Regions from separate parts of the Homo sapiens genome. Here region 2 is linked to region 1. A link is a loop called in an ENCODE intact Hi-C map of the cell type or tissue named here. Cell type or tissue: ascending aorta. All regions are shown on one strand. Each heading gives the region's core, and the rest is flanking DNA. Links, peaks and the distances in the headings are about the cores only.

What was found. Hi-C counts contacts between places; a loop is a spot of excess contacts. Peaks named below come from ENCODE experiments on the same cell type or tissue, not always from the same donor. Only the 100,000 strongest peaks of a DNase experiment are listed, where the experiment ranks them.
Region 2: a loop joins it to region 1, with 4 times the contacts of the local background. A loop is called at or near these places in 3 of 110 quality-filtered maps.

The regions. Positions count from the first base shown.
Region 1 is chr3:65,888,637-65,899,913 of GRCh38, reverse strand. The region is part of intron 1 of MAGI1 (membrane associated guanylate kinase, WW and PDZ domain containing 1); the gene reads left to right. The region is part of intron 2 of MAGI1-IT1 (MAGI1 intronic transcript 1); the gene reads left to right. It overlaps MAGI1-AS1 (MAGI1 antisense RNA 1), which reads right to left and starts at 6,098. Exons shown (of 3, transcript NR_046575.1): 1 at 5,997-6,098. In ascending aorta, for the core only: no CTCF peak of the experiment used is centred there; a DNase peak (open chromatin) is centred at 5,033; H3K27ac peaks cover 2,575 bases.
Region 2 is chr3:65,939,675-65,950,951 of GRCh38, reverse strand. The region is part of intron 1 of MAGI1 (membrane associated guanylate kinase, WW and PDZ domain containing 1); the gene reads left to right. All of the region lies in intron 1 of MAGI1-IT1 (MAGI1 intronic transcript 1), which reads left to right. Among named protein-coding and RNA genes, the nearest start is that of MAGI1-IT1, 9.2 kb to the left of the region's middle. In ascending aorta, for the core only: no CTCF peak of the experiment used is centred there; DNase peaks (open chromatin) are centred at 4,321 and 4,773; H3K27ac peaks cover 1,966 bases.

The DNA of each region.
Region 1 (11,277 bases), core at 1,992-6,991:
CCATCTTAGCACTCTCACTTTGGACTTGACCAAGACTTCTATGGTATCTGAAAAATTAGTGCATCAGGAAGGGTTTATTTTAATTTGGGTTCCTTAATCCAGTTTTAACTTTATCCCCCTTTGAAAGTCCCATTCAGAATGTAAGCAAGTTAGCAGAAGTATATATGAAACTGTATTAGATATATCTTTGGGGCTCCATATGTATGGAGAATTAACATTGGCACCAAGGCCCTTGCTGCAAATTCATTTTTCCAGCATAAAACATGAGAATAGGTCATAGTTGTTCTTTCTGTTTTCAGCTCTCTTAATTTTATTCCCCTGGTATTGTTGTCTGTAGGGATTTTTATCCCAGTTATGTCACAAAAGGATGGTAGTGTTTTGCCATGGTGGCATTTCCATTATCTGTCAGCACCTCTGAAATGATCTCAGTTTTTTCTGAGGTTGACATTTCCTCCCCTGCCTTCCTGTGATCTGTTTTCATTTCTTGATAAGTCTGATTTCTTCAGCGGAATGGTCATAATGGGACATGTTATTAGTAAGAATTGTAAAGAGAAAATGGACCTGAGTAGTTATGAACTTCCTTCCTCTGATGACTCTTTTCCTGGAGCTGAATCCTCACATTTTACTTTTTCCACTGTGAATGTATTTTCTGTTTTGAAAGATATCCATTTAGAATATATTACTTAAAACACCTTTAGGCTGGGCGTGGTGGGTCACACCTGTAATACCAGCACTTTGGGAGACTGAGGTAGGAGGGTTGCTTGAGCCCAGGAGTTCCAGACCAGCCTGGGCAACATGGCGAAACCCGTCTCTACAAAAAAATTAGCTGAGCGTGGTGGTGGTGTGTGCCTGTAGTCCCAGCTGCCCAGGAGGCTGAGGTGGGAGGATCACCCGAGCCTGGGAAGTTGAGGCTTCAGTGAGGCAAGATTGTGCCACTGCACTTCAGCCTGGGCTGCAGAGTGAGACCCAAGTCTCAAAAAAAAATTTTTTTAAATTTTCTTTAATTATTTAAAAATATATTTACTTAAATTGACAAATAATAATTGTACATATTCATGGGGTACATATGATATTTTGAAAACATATAATGTATAGTGATCAGATCAGGGTAATTAGCATATCCATCTTCTCAAACATTTATCATTTCTTTATGTTGGGAATGTTCAATATTTTCCTTCTAGCTAGTTGAAACTATACAATATATTATTATTAACTATTACTTTGCCTTTGGTTGCTGTCATTTTCATTTGCTTTTCTATGTCAGTATATTTTGAAGGACTTTGTATACTAAGTGTTTCAAAATAATAGGAACTTTTGTGAAATGAGACATAGCAAATGAAGGAGCCATGAACTTACTCCTATTTTCTATACCTGTCAACAATTTGAATTTCAGGGTTCTTTTGTTTTGTTTTGTTGTTTTTCTTTATTTGTGTATATAATTTTTTTACACGTACATATGTACACATACAAATGAACAAGCCTGTGTGCATTTAATTTTTACAAGTAAATGCCTACTTTTTATGATGCCACACTAAACTCTTCCATATTACTGCCTTTCCCTAGGGTTTTGTAAAATAGTGCTTTATCTCCAAGCTACTACCCAGCCGCCTTTTATTTAAAGTGTTCAGTGGACCATTATTTGGGATGAATAAAAATTCGATGTTATGCCACAGAAAGGTAGGATTTTGGGGAGAAACAAATACAGGAAACAGGTGGAAATAGATACATTGAGAAGAATCCTTTTGAGCAGGGATTTTTGTAGAAAACATTAAACCAAATCGTATATCAAACTCTCTGGCTGGTGGTCAGTCTAATCACAAGCATTTATTCTTAAGTGTCCTACAGAGAGAAAAAGCTGTTTATGGCTGTATCTTGAGTTAAATATTTGGATTTGGACTGCAAGTTAATTTTAGGGAGAAAACATCTGTCTTTCTGAAAACAGTATGCCTTTAAAAGTGATCCCTGTGGTAGAATGTTGTTGAAATGCTTAAATGCTTTCCATTAAGTTTTTTTTTTCCCCCCTTTTCCTTTCTTTCTTTTTTTATTTTTTTTGGACAGGATTTTACTCTGTTGCTCAGGCTGGAGTGCGGTGGTGCTATCATAGCTCACTTCGGCCTCAACCTCCTGGGCTTAAGTGATCCTCCCACTTCAGCCTCCCTAGTAGCTGGGACTGCAGGGGTACACCACCATGCCTGGCTGAATTTTAAAAAAAAATTTTGTGGAGACAGGTTCTTTTTTGTTGTTGTTGTTGTTGTTTTTTAATTATACTTTAAGTCCTAGGGTACATGTGCACAACATGCAGGTTTGTTACATAGGGGTACATGTGCACAACATGCAGGTTTGTTACATAGGTATACATGTGCCATGTTGGTTTGCTGCACCCATTAACTCGTCATTTACATTAGGTATTTCTCCTAATGCTATTCCGCCCCTGCCCCCCACCCCACAGCAGGCCCCAGGGTGTGATGTTCCCCACCCTGTGTCCAAGTGTTCTCGTTGTTGAATTCCCACCTGTGAGTGAGAACATGCGGTGTTTGGTTTTCTGGGAGACAGGTTCTTGCTGTGTTTCCTCAGCTGGTCTGGAACTCCTGGGCTTAAGCTATCCTCCTGCCTTGGCCCCTCAAAGTGTTGGAATTAAAGTCCATTAATTTTCTAATGCAAAAGAGTGTGGTACATGTTTATTACAGAACTATTAGGAAGAGCTAACCCAAAAACTCACCTGTTTTTCCACCTATCAAATATAACCAGTTTTATTCTTTAGTGATGTACTAAATATAGTACAAATAAAAAAACAGTATAACAACTATTTACATAACATTTGTATTGTATTAGGTATTATAAGTAATCTAGAGATGATTTAAACTATACAGGAGGATGTGCATAGGTTTTATGCAAGTACTGTACCATTTTATATCAGAGATGTGAGCATCTGTGGATTTTTGGTATCCAAGGGGATCCTGGGAACCAATTTTTCTCGGATATGGAGGGGCAATTGTATTATTCTAGTTGTATTATGTGTAGGTGTATAAAATCAAAATTTATATTGAACAGTATACATTTTGTTACTTGAATATTCATTTCCTGTGAAATCATGAACAGGTTGCCATGTCAAAGAAAAGCCTCACCTGCTTTTACACTATCATTTTAAAGTTTTACTTAGTATTTCATTGTATGGATGTATACTGTCCATATTATTGTTGGGTATTTAGGTTGTTTCCAGTTTGTTTGTTTGTTTGTTTGTTTGAGACGGGGTCTCTGATGCCCTGCCTGGAGTGCAGTGGCACAATCATAGTTCACTGTAACTTCAAACTTATGGGCTCCAGCGATCCTCCTGCCCCAGCCTCCTGCATAGCTGGGACTACAAGTGTGAACCACCGTGTCCAGCCAGTTTTTCATGTTTTAAACAACTCTTTGTTGAATGTCCTTGTAGCTAAATCTTTGTCCACATGATTCGTAGTTTTCTTGGACAAGCTCCACAGATGTGATATTCCTGAGTCCAAGGTTTTGATAATTTCAAGTCGTTTTTTCTTCTTCCTAAACCACATATAACTAAATTGTCCTCGATTGATAACCTTCCTGTCAGCCATGGGCATGGTTGTACTTTTTTTTTTTTGTCGTGATTACTGCTGTTAGTGATAATAATAAAAATACTTATTATATACGCTGGTGGGTTTCAGTTTTGACTGGGACTTCAGTTTTCTTCCTTGTCTGAGTCCTGTTACTTATGCCTGAATTTAAAGTGAGTGGGAACATTGGCCTTTTGTCTATTGCCTATAGGGAGAAAAATACCGCAGTGGGTGGAGATTTTGGTCTGGCTGGGGGCTTCCCCATGTCAGCCAGGCTGTTAGGTACTATTGAGCTGGTCCTTGCAGCATCACTTCTTGAGGTTTACAGAGATGCAATGGTAGTGGGTCAGCCTGTATTCCTCTCCAAGCTGGGGGCAGGGGCGCTGAGTGAGTGTTTCCAACAAAGAACAACCTGGGTATCTATCTGCTTGTAGGCAGCTAAGGAATGCTGAATAATTAATAGCTTTCCAGGGAAATATTACTTGCTATAGTTGAATATTCTTTTGGATTTAATGCCAGCTATAGTTTGATGATTGAAAAGTCCCTTTGAGGAAAAAGTGTTTAGAAGCAAATATATTGATGGTACTGATAAATACTGTTTTTCAATGTTAAAATGGAGGGTAACTGACGTAAGTTTGGATGGGGCTTCATCATCTCAATGACTTTGATTTTAGCCATTACTGTGCACTTGGCACATGAAACTATAATGAATTTAGGTTAAGTTATTCCCTTTGATACAGAAAGCTGCCGGATAGATAGATGGTCATTGATCATATAAAGAGTCTTTGTAGGGATTTGGAAAGAAAAAATTAGATTATTGTTTGAAGACAAAGGTAGTGTCTACCATGCCTTGCCTTCTCGAATGAATTGTAGTACTTTTGAGAATTCTGGTCTCTGACCCTGAGGGTGGCAGTTTAATTTCTGAAACCTGAAGGTGTCACACAAACTCAGACCAGCAAATTGCCTGTATATTTCACATGTTGTGTTCCTTAATGCCCATGGTTAAGACATTGAGTGGAGAGAATAGGGGCTGGAGAAGAGGTGCTGAAGTTTTGAATGGGGGACTCTGTGTGTTGTACTAGCTGTGAACCCGTCTAGGGAACAAGTGCTGACACTGCCCACTTAGAAGAAGACACATTTGTTAAAGAAGTACAGTTGCCTTTATGTCTGGCATTTTAGTTAACCAGTAGCAAAATAAAGGACTGATGGATTTATTATCAGATTATGCCCAACCATGCACATATTGCCAAGTCCTCCATGAACATCACAGATATCTAAAATAAAAGAGACGTTTTTATTTGTTTTAATAAATAACATTAGCTAGCACCTCCGTTTCCAACCATTCAGTCCTGTTTGGAAATGCCACAGTGATGGGTGTGTGTTATTTTGAACTCATGTGAAGGTTCCATGACAACGGTAAACATTCATATTGCACATTTTCATAAGGCAGTGAATCTGGATGAGGCAAGTGGCCTCAGCCGGCAATAAAGATGTGTTATGAAATTTCCCATGCCAGAAGAGACACTCATAGCTGGGATTGGCCTTTTCAAAAGCAGTTGATGGTGATGAGTGATAACTCCCCTTTTAGTTTTGGCATCAGATGGAGTTTGTAGCTCATTGGCTTCATTGTGTTGCCTGGGTATCTCCTATTTAGACTTAATTGGATGGTTTGCACCACTGTCCTAGGTGGTTGCTAGTCTTTTCAAGGACTATCCTTACTGAATACTCTTGGTATTGTATTTCTCTTTTCTTACACGAATCCTCAATTACAACAACAAAGAAAATGCTAACATTTGACATCACTGGTAAACTAAGAATGCTTTAGATTAGGATTTCCATTTGCTGCCTTTCCAAATTTGATAATTTATATTTGGATATCCTTTTAGCATATTTTTGGTGGAATGGTTCACTTTATTATTATTTTTAAAAGATGGATGTGTCCTAGCTTTCACCAAGGAACAACTCAGTTTAGATGGAATGTTTTATAAATATGATGTAATGGAAATTGAACAGGATTTGGAGTCACAAGGGCCTGTGTTGGCATCTTAGTGCCATTATTTATTGTGTGACCTTGGGCAATCACATAGCCTTTCTGAACTTCCATTTTCTCACTAGTAGGTAGGGATGATATTATTGATTGTTATTTAGGGGTTGTGGCAGAAATTATGCTGTTCTTACAACTTTGAGATTCTTTCCATAGGGAGGCGGGTAGTGATGTCTCGTTCCTTCTTTTTGTATGGAGGGGTGGCCATGTGATTATGGTGGAGCAGTGCTGTGAGACTTCCAAGATAGGGTCATAAAAGGTGGTATAGCTTCTACCTGGTTCTTTTGGGACACTTGACTTTGGAAACCAGCTAGGAGGCTGCAGGGGAGCTCAAGGAGCCAAATGGTGAGGCCACATCCAAGTGTTCCAGGGGAGGTGAAACACACCTGAGGTTTCAGATGATTCTAGCCCTGGGCCATTGAGTTGCCTGCAGTCTTCCCAGTGTAAGATTCAGACATCAGGAAGCAGAGACAAGCATTTCAGCTGTGCTTTGTACAAATTCCTGACTCACAGAAATTGTGAAAGATAATAAAATGATTGTTGTTAGTTTAAGCCGTTATATTTTGGGATGATTTATTACGCAGCAGTAGATAATTGTAATAAAGAAATCATGAATTCAAATAGTAGTTCTTCTTCTAATTTTGCATACTGTCTTTACCACTTAGTAACTGTGTAACCTGGGGCAAAATTTGTAATTTCTTTGTGTCTGTTTTCTTAATTGTAAATGGGACTCGCGTAATTCCCTCTGGACTTCTGATGAGAATTAGTGATTTAATACTTGATACGCTCAATAAATGTTGCTTGTCATTATTTTCTATTAAACTATATTGTTGGATTTTTGAGAATGCATGAAGAAACTTAACGTTAATTGTGTTTTGATTTTTAAAGGCGTTATGTAAATTTTGTTTTGTGCTTTTCTCCAGGCAAGAAACCGGTTTGAATGTAATTTTCATGAAATGAAAAAAAAAAAGAAAAATGAATAGTAAATCTGATGTTAGTATCTGCCATTTATTTCACATTTTTTTTTCTGAGGTTGTATATGTCTGGGAACCTTTGGCTTTGCTTGGTAGAAAGAGGACTAATGACTCCAATTAGAGGACATCAGTAGAGAAGAAGGGATGAAGGATGGGAGATAGGAAAGAAATCTTATTTTCAGTAACTTATGTGCCAGAAACTGCACTGTAGCCTTTTACCAGTGTAGCCTTCTTAGATACTCTGAGAGAGATAATAAGAGAAGAATGGATTGTTACTTAATTTTTATCGTCCCTGAAATTGAGGTTGTTAGTGTCCTTCTCTGGTGTGTTACCTGGGGAAAGGAACAATGATTGCAGTTTTACTTTCAGGCTAAAAGCTACAAATCTGAGCTCACATTTCTGTTTGTTTCTGCCTCTGACCCTGGGTGGCTTTGTGACCTCTCTAAGCCTCAGTTTCTTCAGTTGTCAAATGGGTCTAATAGTGTTTCCTATTTCCTGTCATTGTTAAAGAAGAGCCCATGAGAATCTGTTTCCTAACCTAGCTTGGTCATAAGAATGATTGTAATGCATTTTTTAAAATAATGGGACCCATCCCAGAGCTACAGAATTAGAATTTCCAGGGATTCTGTGATTAAGTGCCCCAGGTAAGTCTTACTGTTAGGCTGATTTGGGAGACATTAAAACAATGTGTAAAGTTGAACAGTTAACACCTAATACATAAATGTTAGCTGCTGTTATAATTATACTTAACATTAATTTAATGTTTTAGGTAAGTTCTTTTATATACGTTCTTTAGATTTGCTTTGGTAGGTTTTGATAATTTCTAAAAAATAAACACAAGAATGCCTTGTATGCCACTTAATAAAATGTTGGTATGCCACTTAATAAAATCTGATTCTGCTATTATTATCTTAAACAAAATCTGATTCTGCTATTATTTTATGTCCATCAAAAAGTTATGCAAAGTTTTCTCTTTTTCTTTCCTCTCTGAAATATAGACGATCATAACTAAGTTAATGAGTTTCCTCCCAACCTTTCCTCTTGAAGCTTAGGAGGACCATGGATTGAGACATCTTTTTCTGTAACATAATTAAAGAAAAATAGCTTCACAGTTAGGGTCACTGAACCTTGAGGGAATTTGCCCATTGGCTGCCCATCAGGCTGTGATCAGAAGTTTTCGTGTTATGTGTTACATAATTAAGGATGGGGAATAGCTATTTCAGAGACTCTAATTAAAGACTGTGTTCTCTATATAATGAGTATCTATAATGAGTTTTCTGTATAAAGTATCTATTTAGAACAATATGGGAGGGGGTGTATCTCATTGTCCAGCATAATCCTATAATAACTGGTTACTTGTCACAAATTTGAATTGGAGCAACACGGGTATATATATATATATATATATATATATATATATATATATATATATATATATATATATTATACTTTAAGTTCTAGGGTACATTTGCACAATGTGCAGGTTTGTTACGTATGTATACATGTGCCATGTTGGTGTGCTGCACCCATTAACTCATCATTTACATTAGGTATATCTCCTAAAGCTATCCCTCCCCCTCCCCCCACCCCACAACAGGCCCCAGACAACAGGGGTTTGTATCCCAGTCTTCCAACACCTTAGGGCTATTGTCATGCATGTTGCTTGTCAAGTATTTTGCTGAATACTTTGGAGTATGGTTGCTTTTGTCACCCTTGGTTATATTGTGTATCACGTTGACTCCTGCAAAATAGTGGGGAAAAGTAACCTTGGTAATGTATAATTAACTTATGAAGTAGAAAATACTTCTGTCCCTTAATCTAACATTTTAGTTTGTTGGGGCTTATTGTGCTAGCAGCCCAGGCTTCTCTTCCCGTTGTGCTTTAAGGGTTTTATTGATGGTGCTTACCTAAGTCCTAGTTCAGTGATTGGTCAGTGATGGGTGGTAGCGCCTGGCATATTACCAGATTTGTAATAGGTGCTCAGTAAATGACTTCTTACCATTACAGTTATCTGTCTCATTCTTTAAAGAGCAAGTAGTTGTCCATGTTACAAACCCATTAGAATAGTTTTTTTCTTCTTGTTATTGGTTTCTTTCTTTCCTTTTTTTTTTTTTGTGTGTGTTTTTCTGTGACAGGGGCTCACTCAGTCGCCCAGGCTGAAGTGTAATGGCGCACTGCATCCTCTGCCTCCTGAGCTCAAGCTATCCTCCCACCTCAGCCTCCCAAGTAGCTAGGACTACAGGTGCATGCCACCGTGCCTGGCTAATTTTTGTAATTTTTGTAGAGATGGGGTTTTGCCGTGTTGCCCAGACTGGTCTTGAACTCCTGGCCTCAAGCAATCCTCCTGCCTGTCAGCCTTCACAAAGTGCTAGGATTAGAGGTGTGAACCACTGCCCAGGCTGGAATAGGTTTTGTTGTCTAAACAAACGAGGCGATACATTTTATTTTTGTTTTTCTTTCCAAGTTAATGTTTTGTGCTGTTCCAGCTGTCTATTGACAAGTACAATAGGAGGAGTTCAATCAATGTAGCTTATTGGGATAGTTCTAAAATTGGAATCTGGGTTGCCATTCCAGCTGTATGACTGGCCTTGGGCAAGATCCTTCAACCATAGTGGTTCTCAACTTGTACCTCTTATAAATGGATGGGCTGATATTTTGTGACTTGTTCAACTCCTGAGTTTTTGGCTATGTGAATCTGCTCGTTCTTTTAAAGAAGTGTTTGCGTTGGATGTGGTGTTAAAGTTGGAATGTTCTTGCAAGTCCTTTGGGAAATTTTGGTCCTTGGATCTGTGCTGGGCCTTGTTCAGACATGAAATGAGAAAAATATTGTTGAATTTTATAAAGCTTAATGTTTTGAAGTTGGATGCACAAGAACATGTTTCTGACCTCCTCGGTGTGTGTGTGTGCCTGTGTGTGAGTTGGGAAGGCATATGATGAGTTTTTTTGTTTGTTTGTTTTTTGTTTTGAGACGGAGTCTCGCTCTGTCGCCCAGGCTGAAGTGCAGTGGCGCTATCTCTGCTCACTGCAAGCTCCGCCTCCTGGGTTGACGCCATTCTCCTGCCTCAGCCTCCCGAGTAGCTGGGACTGCAGGCGCCCGCCACCACGCCCGGCTAATTTTTTTGTATTTTTAGTAGAGACGGGGTTTCACTGTGTTAGCCAGGATGGTCTCGATCTCCTGACCTCGTGATCCGTCCACTCGGCCTCCCAAAGTGCCGGGATTACAGGCGTGAGCCACCGCGACTGGCCGGCATATCATGAGTTTTTAATGTCATCTGGAGCTAAAAACTGGTTGCCCACTTTTATTTTTTTCTGTGAACAGCATGAGGTAGACATTAAGATAACAATCTGTTGAAAGGCACAAAGCTTGCTTGTGTGCTTTGGCTTTTATAAGGAACACTGCAGTGACCATCTTCATACATGTGGCAGCATCCTCATGCTTCTCTGTTGTGAACACATACCAATACATTTCTGTATATACCAGTACATTCTGCTTATCTTTTTGGTGTTGGCTCAGGTGGCTCCCCCTCCAGGAAGCCTTACCTGACAACCCCCCATGCCCCCATACTATGAGTGTAAATTTTCTCAATATAGTAGCTCTCAATAGATGGTAACTGACATTATTATTTTCCTTATTAGTACAGATTCTTTCACTGTTGTGTTACTTACTGTTATGTTAAGGCCTCCCAAGTTAAACTCCTGTGTTGCACTGACTTTGGAATGCAGACTACTGTTTCTGGCAGCAGCTTTTAGGCGAGTATTTCTCCCCTGCCTCACAGATGTTCAAAAGTTGGTTGGCATGAGCTTAGAATTTTTTGAACGTCACCAGTGGTATTCAAGAATAGTCATTACTATGACTCATGATGTAGCTGAATAGAGGAGAGAACAGAGAATCATGACTCTGTACTGAAAATGTTGAGTGTGTCGCTAAGCCCAGAAGAGAAAAGTCTGTGCAGATACAAAATATGTAGCAGCAACTGGTCTTCTAAAAAGACAGAAACAGAAGGGGTTCTTGCCTTTTTAAAGTGATGGATCTTTCCCATCTCCTTGCCCACATTCTCTCCTACATATCAGATGATTACTTTCTTTGCTTATTTAATTCAGCCATCTCACTCTGACCCATGGACATTATATCAGCCAGGTCAACTGAAGGATCACTCTGGATTAGTGTGGTGGTTTCAGTCTTTTAGAGGCTATGCTTCAGAAAGTTTCACAGATGCTTACTTAATATTAGTTGTACTTTTAGCGTCTCTTGGTTTTGGAAAACTGCTATGAATCTGATAATGAATAGTACTAGCCTATAGAGGTCATTATACATTATATCTTTGTAATATTATATTTGTTACATATGTATACATACACACATATATAAATATATACATAAACATACACACATATATGGCATCTGTATATTATAGAAAATACTTTTACTCACATTTTTTTAGCGCACAGATAATTTCTGGTGTACCTGTAGAATCCCAAACCCCTTGGAATAACCATTTTCCATCTGTCAGATTTTGTGGTTCATAGTTTTTGGGAGCATTGAATTGGAAGGTCTTGGGCATCCTGGCCAGTCTTCTGGCTTTTTTCTTTTTTTTAGAAAGGAGAAATTAAAGCTTTTAGTTCTTTAAACTCAGTATTTCATTTTTGAGTGTTTAAAAAAAATCTTAAAGATTCTTAAATGTGTATGTACTTG
Region 2 (11,277 bases), core at 2,201-7,200, 51 kb before region 1:
CTCACCAACTATCATTGTTCCTAGTGTATTTTATGTGCGGTCCAAGACAATTCTTTTAATGTGGCCCAGGGAAGCCAAAAGAATGGACACCCCTGCCCTGAGGTATCCCTGCACTCTATCTGTCCCTGAGTAGGTCCTCATGTTGGTAGTGACAGCACACAGTGCATACCTCTGTCTGGGACTTCATTTGATTCAAGGGAAGCTTTTCCATTTAAGTGGTGGCTTTTGCCGACCAGTGGGGGGTAGCATTTTGTAATTTCCGTTCCAACCAGTTGAAGAGGGATTTACAAATTCTTGGAAAGATGATAATTTTTTTTCCTTTGAGCAATCTTTGGTATAACAACAGAGTTTAATTTACATAGGGATTTTTAGTACTTTGCTTATATTCTTTGTTTGTTTTTCTCCTGTAGTGTTTTCTAGAGAGGGTGAGCTGCAGGGCACATTTTAATCTTTTAAATTAGTTTTTCATGGATTCTCAACATACTTTCTCTGAGGATCCTTCAACAGCGAGGGCGGGGTACAAGCCTGGGCTTTTAGTCTTTTGGGGCCATGGGAGAATATGCAGATCTATGCAGAGTACCCTTACCAGGAGGGTTCTTTGAGGCTTCAAAGAACCCAGATCTTTGGCTAAAGTTGTTAGAAATGTCTTTTCCTTTTCAGGAGTGGTCTCTGAACTAAAGCTAGGTAATTTCAGCCAGTGCTAAGTTACCCACTTGGGTGGTCTAGTCTACTTTCATCTCCTAACTTGTTTAACTTTAATACTGAATGTGGCTTTTCGTTTCTTTTGATTAAAATTGACAAGCTGTAAAGTAAAAAAAAAAAAAACAGTAATATTGCTAGTTCTGTTTTTTTTTTTTGTTTGTTTTTTTTTTTGTTTTTTTTTTGTTTTTTTGTTTTTTTTTTTTTTGATGATCTGGCTCTGTTGCCCAGGCTGGAGTGCAGTGGTGCCATCTCGGCTCACTGCAGCCTCCCCATCCTGGGCTCAAGTCATCCTCCCATCTCAGCCTCCTGAGTAGCTGGGAATATAGGCACATGCCACTCTGCCCGGCTAATTTATGTATTTTTTGCAGAGGCAGGGTTTCGCCATGTTGCGCAGGCTGGTCTCAAACTCTTGAGCTGGGATTACAGGCATGTGCCACCGTGCCCAGCCCCAATCTAGTTTAAATATAAAACTGGAGCCAAGATATAAAAGTAAAAGAAACTTTTTTCCCTAGATAGGAAAGTTTAAAAACTTGGGAATTTAGATAGATGTGGAGGTTTAAGTTTAGATCCTACCAGTAAGTAGACTCTCCCCATGTAGCACTTGTGGTATATCTTAGCACTTTGGAGAGAAAGTTGAACTCTTTTCAGCCTTAGAAACTTGGAGGCATGTCTCATACTTCAGCTGAATGCTGGACATGTTGAATATTATACTGTGCTAGGGCTTGTGACCAACAATAAAAAGTACATTTCCTTCTTTTGAGGGATTGTAGTCTTGGTAAAATGAAGCAGTAAACTTGGTCAAGTCTAAATGACGATTGAGACAGAAGATAACATTTGTCAGTGAATTCTGTTTTGTTTTCTTAAGTCTGCACCTAACAGGAACTTAGCAATTTCCAGCCAGCTAGTAGTAATAACAACAGAAATAGCAATTGACCTTTAACACCTCGTCCAACAATGTTTAGTGGGTGGTTACTCTGTGTTAAGCATTATTCTAGAATATAGGGACACAAATGTTGGACACAGCTTGCACAGGTTTATTATGCAGGTGATGGGAAGGTTTCTGATATGACACGTGCTCTGGACCAAGGGCCTTGCATTTTAATAAGTGGAGTGAATAAAAATTTATAGCCAAATGTCATGTTGGCAGCAATGGAAGTGTGCTCCGGAGGTGACAAATGCTTTGAGGAATATAGAGTGTCTGACAGCACAATGTGAAGAAATGACAGCTGCCATCTTTGCCTGTCTTTTTCTCTGTGCTGCATTTGCTTTGCTCTTGTCACCTTTCTTAGGCTGGTTACTGGGCAGTTGGAAGAGACTGTGGAGAATTCAATTCAGTTGTTTGGCTTAGGGACATAAAATTGAACTGCATAATTCATGGATAGGTATCTGCAGCATCGTCTTCGTGCCCTGTAGAATGGGTTGACTGCCAAAGGATTTTACGATTCTAAAATCCTAACAGATTTTAACAGTTGCTTAAATATTATTTCTTGGCATATATAGCTTTTTAAGTCTGTGGGTCAAAGATAGATGTACTCATTTGAGACTTAGTGATTTGTTTTATAAGTATGTTGAATAAGTTGAGCCAGTTTGAATTGTGTCCTTCTCTTTTAAAGAAAAGATTTCCCAAATTTAAACCTGGATTTAGATGTTTTTTGGGTTAACCCTACTGAACTTTCCAAAATTTTCAGGCTTCTGGGCCTAACTCAAACTGTAATTTCATGAGGCCGGCCAAGTGATTTTTAATCTCATTTAAAAGTTACCATAAGCTCTACTTGAACCATTTGGGTTTTAGTATAATAAAAGGGCACATGTATTGGGTTTTTTATTTAGGCTATTGCAATAAAGAGAACTTTCATTAATGAAGAAAGTCTCAAAGAAAAGGCAGAAAATTTGGGGTTTTATGAAACAAGGGAGTCATTTAGGAAGGCTGGAGATATATCTTATAATATTCCAGGGCAGAGTGTCCATTGCTGCTAGCAGCAATTATTTTTAAAAAGATACTGCCAGGCTGGGTGCAGTGGCTCATGCCTGTAATCCCAGCCCTTTGGGAGGCTGAGGTGGGCTGATCACTTAAGGTTAGGAGTTTGAGACCAGCCTGGCCAACATGGTGAAACCCCGTCTCTACTAAAAATACAAAAAAATTAGCCTGGTGTGGTGGCATGTGCCTGTAATCCCAGCTACTCAGGAGGCTGAGGCAGGACAATCGCTTGAACCTGGGAGGCGGAGGTAGCAGTGAGCCAAGATCGTACCAGTGCACTCTAGCCTGGGTGACAGAGTGAGACTCTGTCTCAAAAAAAAAAAAAAAAAAAAAGAGAAAGATATTGCTGATTGCTGGGCACAGCAGTTGCTCAATGCCTGTAATCCCAGCACTTTGGGAGGCTGAGGCAGGAAGATTGCTTGAGCTCAGGGTTTGGGACCAGCCTGGGTAACATAGTGAGATCTCATCAATACTAAAAATAAAATAAATTAGCTGGGCATGATGGTGCATGCCTGTGGTACCAGCTACTCAGGAGGCTGATGTGGGAGGCTCGCTTGAGCCTAGGAGATCCAAGCTGCAGTGAGCTGTGATTGCACTTCTGTACTCCAGTCTGGGTAACAGACCGAGACCCCGTCTCAGAAAAACAAACCAAAAAACTGATATTGCTGATTAAAGCTTTCACTTGAAAGCCTCAACAGTTAATCAGAAACGTACAATTTATAATTAGTGTAAATTGAGCATAATAATTTTATTATAGCTTATCTCAGTGTATTCATTTGATGATTTAAAAATATAAATATAGGAGTTTTCATCCCTTAAATTTATGTCAGAATTTAGAGACATGTTGTATTATTCTTTGTGTTCCTCCATTTTAGGTTGATTGTATAATTTTTCCAGGTTTTAAATATATTTAGGAGATATTTATACCTTACATATGCTGTTTGGGGTATTACAAATTCTAATCCCAGAATTACTATAGATAAAACCATAAATATAAAATGATAGGGGCCTATTATCTTAGCATTTTGTTAGTCTGCTTTTAGGAACCATTTGCTATGGCTTACCAATACAATTTTCTTTCAACATTAGGATCCTCTTTCCTTGAAGAACTACAGGAAACACAAGCTCGGGAGTTATTTTACATAACAATGAGGATGAGATGTTATTTGTTTATAAGTTATTCAGTGTCTAAAAGCCTTAGGGTACCAAACATAACACAAGATAGAAAAGAAACAAATTTGCCTTGACATTTAGCTGTAAATTGAAATTAATTCATATAAAATACTGAGGTGAAACACTTCAGTTGTAGAGTTTTGCATACTGCTTAGCTTTCATGATTTTGTCACTTTAGATTTTAGTTCAAAAGTGTGCTTTTAAACTGTATAAACTCATTAGCTGCATAAAATTCTCCAGCTATCCACTTTTTCCTATATTTTCTTACTCTGCAGGTGAAAACAGCATTTTTAATATTTAACATTCTTAAGTGATCTGTTTCATGTGGATTGTTTTTCGTTTTCTTGTCCCTGGCCCTACCTCTTCTGGAGTCAGCGCAGGCTGGTGGGTGCGCTGCCAGATCTGGGTGTGCGTGTGTGGTGTCAGGATACCATTATTGGGAAATGGATGACTGCAAAACAGTGAGGCCTACTTGTAGGCAGATGACATAACCAGCAGCTCACTGAATGCCATTGCCAAGACAAATAGGTTTGAGCTCTCCCCTCTTGGTGGCTGTTCTCGTCCATGCTGAAAGTCATTGCCACCCTTGGCTCTGCTTTTCTCTAACCTGGAGGAGGTTGCTGAAATTTCTGCCCAACGGAAAAAAAAACCAAAGGGACCAAAACAGGATGTAAGCAAAGTTTTAATATTCCAAACCAGGAAATAAATGATGAAATGCAGAAAAGGCAGGGAGGAAATTCTAACTGGCACCAAGTTGGGAGGTCAGCGTCAATAGCCCACAAGACGCTGACGAGGACTTGTAGTTCCCGAAAGTTCTTTAACTTGTGTTTCTTGTGAGTTGAAGTAACACATTTTTTATTCCTTCTTCATCACCACCCTTTCTAATTCCCAGTCATCACCCTTAGTGCCCTGGGAGGGCATGCAGGAATGGCAGGAAGTGCCAGGACCTCACTTGGACAGATACCCTCGGTGGCCACCCCCTTCCAGTGTCCATGCTGTAGGCGGACCCTAGGGCCAGGCCCAGAGAGCTTTCTAAGGTGCATTTCCTCTTAAGTAAAACATAAATTAGAGAGCAGGAAAATGTTGGCTCTTGATTTTTTTTCAGGGAATTTATTTAATAAATACTATTTTAATACTAAAGATTTTTAAAAGAATGATTACCACTTTATTGCTTGCCTCTCAAGTGTGCCTTTAGCCACTGCTCTGTCTCTAGCACCTAGAACAGGGATTGGCAGTGTTAGAAGAACAACTTCAGCCAAATTAAATTTAAAGAAGTTTAAGTGAGCAACGAATGATTCACGAATTGGGTAGTCCCCAGAATCACAGCAGATTCACAGAGACTCCAGGGATGCCCTGTGGTCAGAATAAATTTATAGGCAAGAAAAGAGAAATGACATACAGAAATCGGAAGTGAGATACAGAAATAGCTGGATGGGTTACACCTTGGCATTTGCCTTATTTGGAAAAGAGTTGAACACTCAGCAGTGTATGACTGGTTGAAGCATGGCTACTGGGATTGGCCAAGACTCAGCTATTGTTACAGCTGCATACTCCTAAATTAGTTTTTCACCCTTGTCTACCTATTAGACAAGGTTGGTCCACAAGGACTCAAATATAAAAGTACAGAGTCCTTCTCAGGCTATACTTAGTTTGCTTTCACAGCAGATACTACATACCCATTAAGTTTTCATGAAATGAATGTGTGGTCCCCAGATCATCAGCCTCAGAATCTCCTAGGTGGTCATTACAAAATAACTATTGGGTACTAAGTTTAGTACCTGGGTGATGAAATAATCTGTACATCAAACCCTCATGACACGAGTTTATCCATATAACAAACCTGCACATGTATCCCTGAACCTAAAGTAAAAGTTAAAAACAACAACAAAAAAACCAAATGCAGTTTCTTGAGTCCACCCTGGCCCTTCAAAATCAGGATGTTTGGGAGAGAGCCCACAGACTCTGCATTTTAAAAAGGGCTTCCCCACCAGATCCATTGGTGCTCCCAGATTTGAGCACTCTTGCCCTACGGACACACCACTTGTTTCCAATTTCCTTGTTGCTTTTCATATATGTTGTAACGTGATGGATGAATTTGGTTCCCGTCCTCTATTTCATGCCCCATCACAGCAATATTATGTAATGGATATCCTCAATATAATGAATGAATGCTAATATTACATAATGAATATTTGCCTGGTTGTTATATTTTAATGCTGTCGGACAAAATTGACACTCTCTTTATTACCTAACCATTTCCCTATTGTTGGGTTATCCACCTCTCTACCCCAACTATCTTCCCTTATTCTGTAATGCTGCAAAGAGTATGAAATTTAGACATATATCTTTGTTTTATTTTTTAGCTATTTCCTTGGTGAGCTGGTCATACTTCTAGAAGTTTCTTGCACACAGGAGATCTAATATCCAAAGGACTCCCTTCATGGCTCCCTCCCTCCGTCCCTTCCTTTTCCTTCCTTCTGTTCTTTCTCTCTTTTGCTCTTCCTTTCCTTAGTTCTTTTTCTCAAAAAAAGGCATTGGAAAGCTATTAGCATTTAAATAGCACTTTATTTTTTTTTCCCTTGAGATAGGGTCTTGCTCTGTTGCCCAGGCTGGAGTGCAGTGCTATGAGCATGTCTTACTGCATCTTCAACTTCCTGGGCTCAAACTATCCTCCAACCTCAGCCTCTCGAGCAGCTAGGACTACAGGCACGTACCCCACATCCATCTCATTTTTTTATTTTTATTTTTTGTAGAGATAGAGTCTCGCTATGTTGCCCAGGCTGGTCTTGAACTCCTGGGCTCAAGCTGTCCTGCCTCTGCCTTCCAAAGGGCTGGGATTACAGGCCTGAGCCATTGCACCTAGCTGAGCACTTTCAATTTCTGCTATCTTGCCTGCTTAACAAGTAACATTCCCTTTTAAGGGAAAAATAATCCAGGGTCACTTTTTATTAAATTTTACTAAGAAATGGCAAAACTGCTTAATGGAGTTGAACCAGGATTCTTAAACAGCTACTTGAGTTAGGCACAGAGTTAGGCACTTTTAGATTCAGTCAGAAAGAATGTTTTTTTCCTGGAACTCAACTTTTTTCATTTGAGAAATATGAAAATTGGCCCACAAGCTATATGATGCTGCCCTGTCACAGTGGAGGAAAACAATGCCCAGTTCACAAATAAGTTTTGAGTTCTGTAGAATGAATATATTTCTTAATTGCAGGATATCTAATGACTTGTACTGTTGTTAAGGTGTACAAAGTAAGGCTTTCTCAAACTTTCTTGAACATGAAACTCTTTAATATGTTGTGATACTGCTTCTCTACAGAATATTCTTCTTGGAATACTCATCTAAAGCAGTGTTTTTCAAATTGTAGGACAAGATTAGTGACTGTAGTGAAATCTGTACTGTGGATTACAAACCAGAATCTATATACACACATATATATATACACACACACACACACAATCACACACACAATTAGTGCATCACATATAGTAGGGTATTGTTTCCTGAGAAGTTTTTTTTTTTTTTGAGATGGAGTCTCGCACTGTCACCTGGGCTGGAGTGCAGTGATGATCTTGGCTCACTGCAAGCTCCGCCTCCCGGGTTCAAGCGATTCTCCTGCCTCAGCCTCCCGACTAGCCGGGATTACAGGCGCCTGCCACCACGCCCAGCTAATTTTTTGTATTTTTAGTAGAGACAGGGTTTCACGATGTTGGCCAGGCTGGTCTCAAACTCCTGACCTCGTGATCTGCCCACCTTGGCCTCCCAAAGTGCTGGGATTACAGGTGTGAGCCACTGTGCCTGGCCCTGAGATGATTTTCTTTTTTCTAGGGCATGAGTGAAGGTTCAGAGAGAAAAAGGGACATTTTCAAAGAATGTTTCTCCATCTTCTCCCAGCAAAAGAAACACAGAACAAAACAAAAATACAGCCAATCTGGCACGACGAATGCAACTGTAAACATTATAATTTCTCCATCAAATAACAAGAGTTATATAGATTGTATTTGTTTAACAAGCACTTATATACCACTTGCTATATATAAACAGTATTGTGAACATTTTACAAATTTGTTTTCTTTTGAGACAGAGTCTCCCTCCACCACCCAGGCTGGAGTGCAGTGGCATGATCTCGGCTCACTGCAACCTCCACCTCCCGAGTTCAAGGGATTCTCTTGCCTCAGCCTCCCGAGTAGATGGGATTACAGGTGCACACCACCACGCCCAGCTCATTTTTGTATTTTTAGTAGAGATGGGGTTTCACCCTATTGGCCAGGCTGGTCTCGAACTCCCAACCTCTTGTTATCTGTCTGGTTTGGCCTCCTACTAAAGTGTAGGGATTATAGGGGTGAGCCACCGCACCTGGTCGCATTTTACAAATACTGATCCTCAAAATAAAATTTGATCTGCATAACAACCCTCTAGGGTGTAGGTGCTATTATCTGCCTTTATGGATGAGGAAAGTGAGGCACTTGCTAACATTCTGTATGATATACTTAACTGTAAAATCAGAAAGTGACAGTAATCATTAGAACTTTGACCTCATATTTAACAGTGGTAGTTAGAAACCAAAAAGGGAGCCAACCCTTTTATATTAGAGTCGGGATCATGCCAAATGTTTTTTCTGGCCCCCGGGTAATGGGGCTGGGAGACCAAGAAAATCATGTCCAAATCCCAGAATGATCAACTGTCTGTTTGAGGCTACTAAAAGATAGTAGTTCTCCAGAGCACAGATAAAACGTCTTCAGATATCATTTGCTCATTACTGGGCAAAGCATGTGAAAGCCAATCACTCTCAGTAAGGAATTCTTTTGGTTTACAACTGAATATTTCACTAATGTCAGGATTTCTCCTTTTGGTGGTTTTGTATGTGTTTTTTTTTTTTCTGCAAATGGTATTATATTAGCCATTAAAGTAACACTTCTCTCAGACTGTGCTGTGCATATAGCAACATGCTGTGTGGTAAAGCTCCTGGTCACAGGTCAGGAAGGAAAATGGCATTTTCTAAGAAAGCTAAGGCTGGGTATGGTGGCTCACGCCTATAATCCCAGCATTTTGGGAGGCCAAGGCAGGCGGATCACTTGAGCCCAGGAGTTCAAGACCAACCTGGGCAACACGGCGAAACCCCTGTCTCTACAAAAAATAAAAATAGTTGGGATGATGGCTCATGCCTGTAGTCCCAGCTTCAGGAGGCTGAGGTGGGAAGATTAATGGAGCCCGGGAGGCAGAGGCTGCAGTGAGCCAAGATTCCACCACTGCACTCCAGCCTGGTCAGCAGAGTGAGACCCTGTTCCAAACAACAGCAGCAACAACAACAACAGAAAGTTAATACTTTTCCTTTAATGCCTGAAAGCCATTGGGAAACAGTTCTTATTTCTGAGGATGTTATTTTCTTCATTTATGAGAGAAGCCAAACTCAAGAGCTTTAGACTTTAAAGTTGGGGTTTTCATTTCAGTGGTGTTCAAATAGCAGTGGTTCTTAAGGGGAGGTGGGGGTGGGGATGTTGTCCCCATAGGGGACAGTTCACAATCTAGACTTATTTTTGGTTGTCAAAACTGGGAGAGTGCTACTGCATCTACAGGGTAGAGGCCAGGGATACTGCTTCAACATCCTACAGTGCACAGAAGCAATAACTAGCGCCAAATGTCAATAGTACCAAGGCTGAGGAAGCCTACTTTGGAGCAATCTGATGCCGTTTTGTATTAGTGAACTGTCTTGGTTTTAACTAGGGGCAATATAATTCTTTTTTTTTTTTTGAGACGGAGTCTTGCTGTGTCACCTAGGCTGGAGTGCAGTGGCTCAATCTCGGCTCACTGCAACCTCCACCTCCTGGGTTCAAGCTATTCTCCTGCCTCAGCCTCCCAAGTAGCTGGGATTACAGGCACCTGCTACCATGCTCAGCTAATTTTTGTAGTTTTTAGTAGAGATGGGGTTTCACCATGTTGGCCAGGCTGGTCTCGAACTCCTGACCTCAGGTGATCCGCCCACCTCAGCCTCCCAAAGTGCTGGGATTACAGGCATGAGCCACCGTGCCCGGCAGGGGCAATATAATTATAATTCTTTGTACCTTGGTTCCATTTATAGTTTTTTTCTTGAATACTGTTTCATGTGAAATTACAAATTTTGAGGGTGGAAGCAGGGGAGGGAAGAGGTGACATCTGGTGTCAGTTGCCAGGAAAACTGTAATACCTCTTAGAGTTTCCCTAATTGAATATGACGGGATGGTTTAAGGTTTGGGGTTTGTGAGGAGTTGAGAGATCTTCCACTGAAACGTGCTATGAACAAACTAAATCATGGTTAATACCTTGTGGGTTGCCTCTGGATTGTGCAGTCTGATACGCACTTTGGTTACATTTATTTTGTTTACTCCTTGTAGTAGTTCCATAAAATTCAGAATGTTACCAATACTAAAGCTGAGGAAACAATCTCAGTAGAAAAGTAATGGGACCCGTGTTATAGACTGAATGTGAATCTCCCCAAAATTTATATGTTGAAATCATAACCCTCAATGTGATGGTGTAAGGAAGTGGGACTGTTGGAACCTTTGGGAGGTATTTAGATCATAGGGGTGGAGCCCTCATGAATGGGATTAGTGCTCTTATAAAACAGACCCCAGAGAGCTTTCTCACTTTCTTTTCTGCCACGTGAAGATACAGTGAGAAGATGGCAGTCCATATCCCAGAAGAGGGTCCTCAGCAGAATCTGACTGTGCTGGAACCCTGATCTTAGACTTCAGCCTCCAGAGCTCTGGGAAATAAATTTCTGTTATTTATAAGTGACTCAGTCTATGATATTTCGTTATAGCAACATGAACGGACTAAAACATCCCCTAATTTCTTGTGAGAGTGTGGCATACAGAGTAAATTCTTTGAGCAGCCATTCCTAGTATTGCTTTCCCTAAGCGCTCTCTGCTTTGCTTGGAATAAGAGGTAGGAGGGTTTGGAGAACACTCCCCTGGGTGTTATTCTAGTGCTTCACTGCTTTCCCTCTTAAAGGGCGGCCTAGCCTAGCTCCTGGCACATGTTTGCCAGTGATGTAGAAATTCTGTTTCTAAGGATTAAAGAGGTAGGGATGAAAATAATTAGGCAACTTGCAGCCTCTGCCACACTCATATTTCAAGATTCTTCTTTGATTTTTTTCATTTTAGTCACTTAATGATTCTTCCTTCTTGTTTTATTCTTCCTTGATCTCCAGGGACTGTAAAACAATCCAGAAACTTAGTAATATTATGAACAAGCATTTATCAGCTGGCCACAATGTGCTTATTAATGTTCAAATACTATGAGGAATGTCAGCTTTGCTCCCCAAACCTTGTTAGACTCAAACCCTCATGAGACTTGATACCATGACTACTAATGTCCTTTTATTCCCCAAATCGATTTCCCTTTCCTTTCTTACTGGGTTTTAGATGCAGATGACACAGTCCAG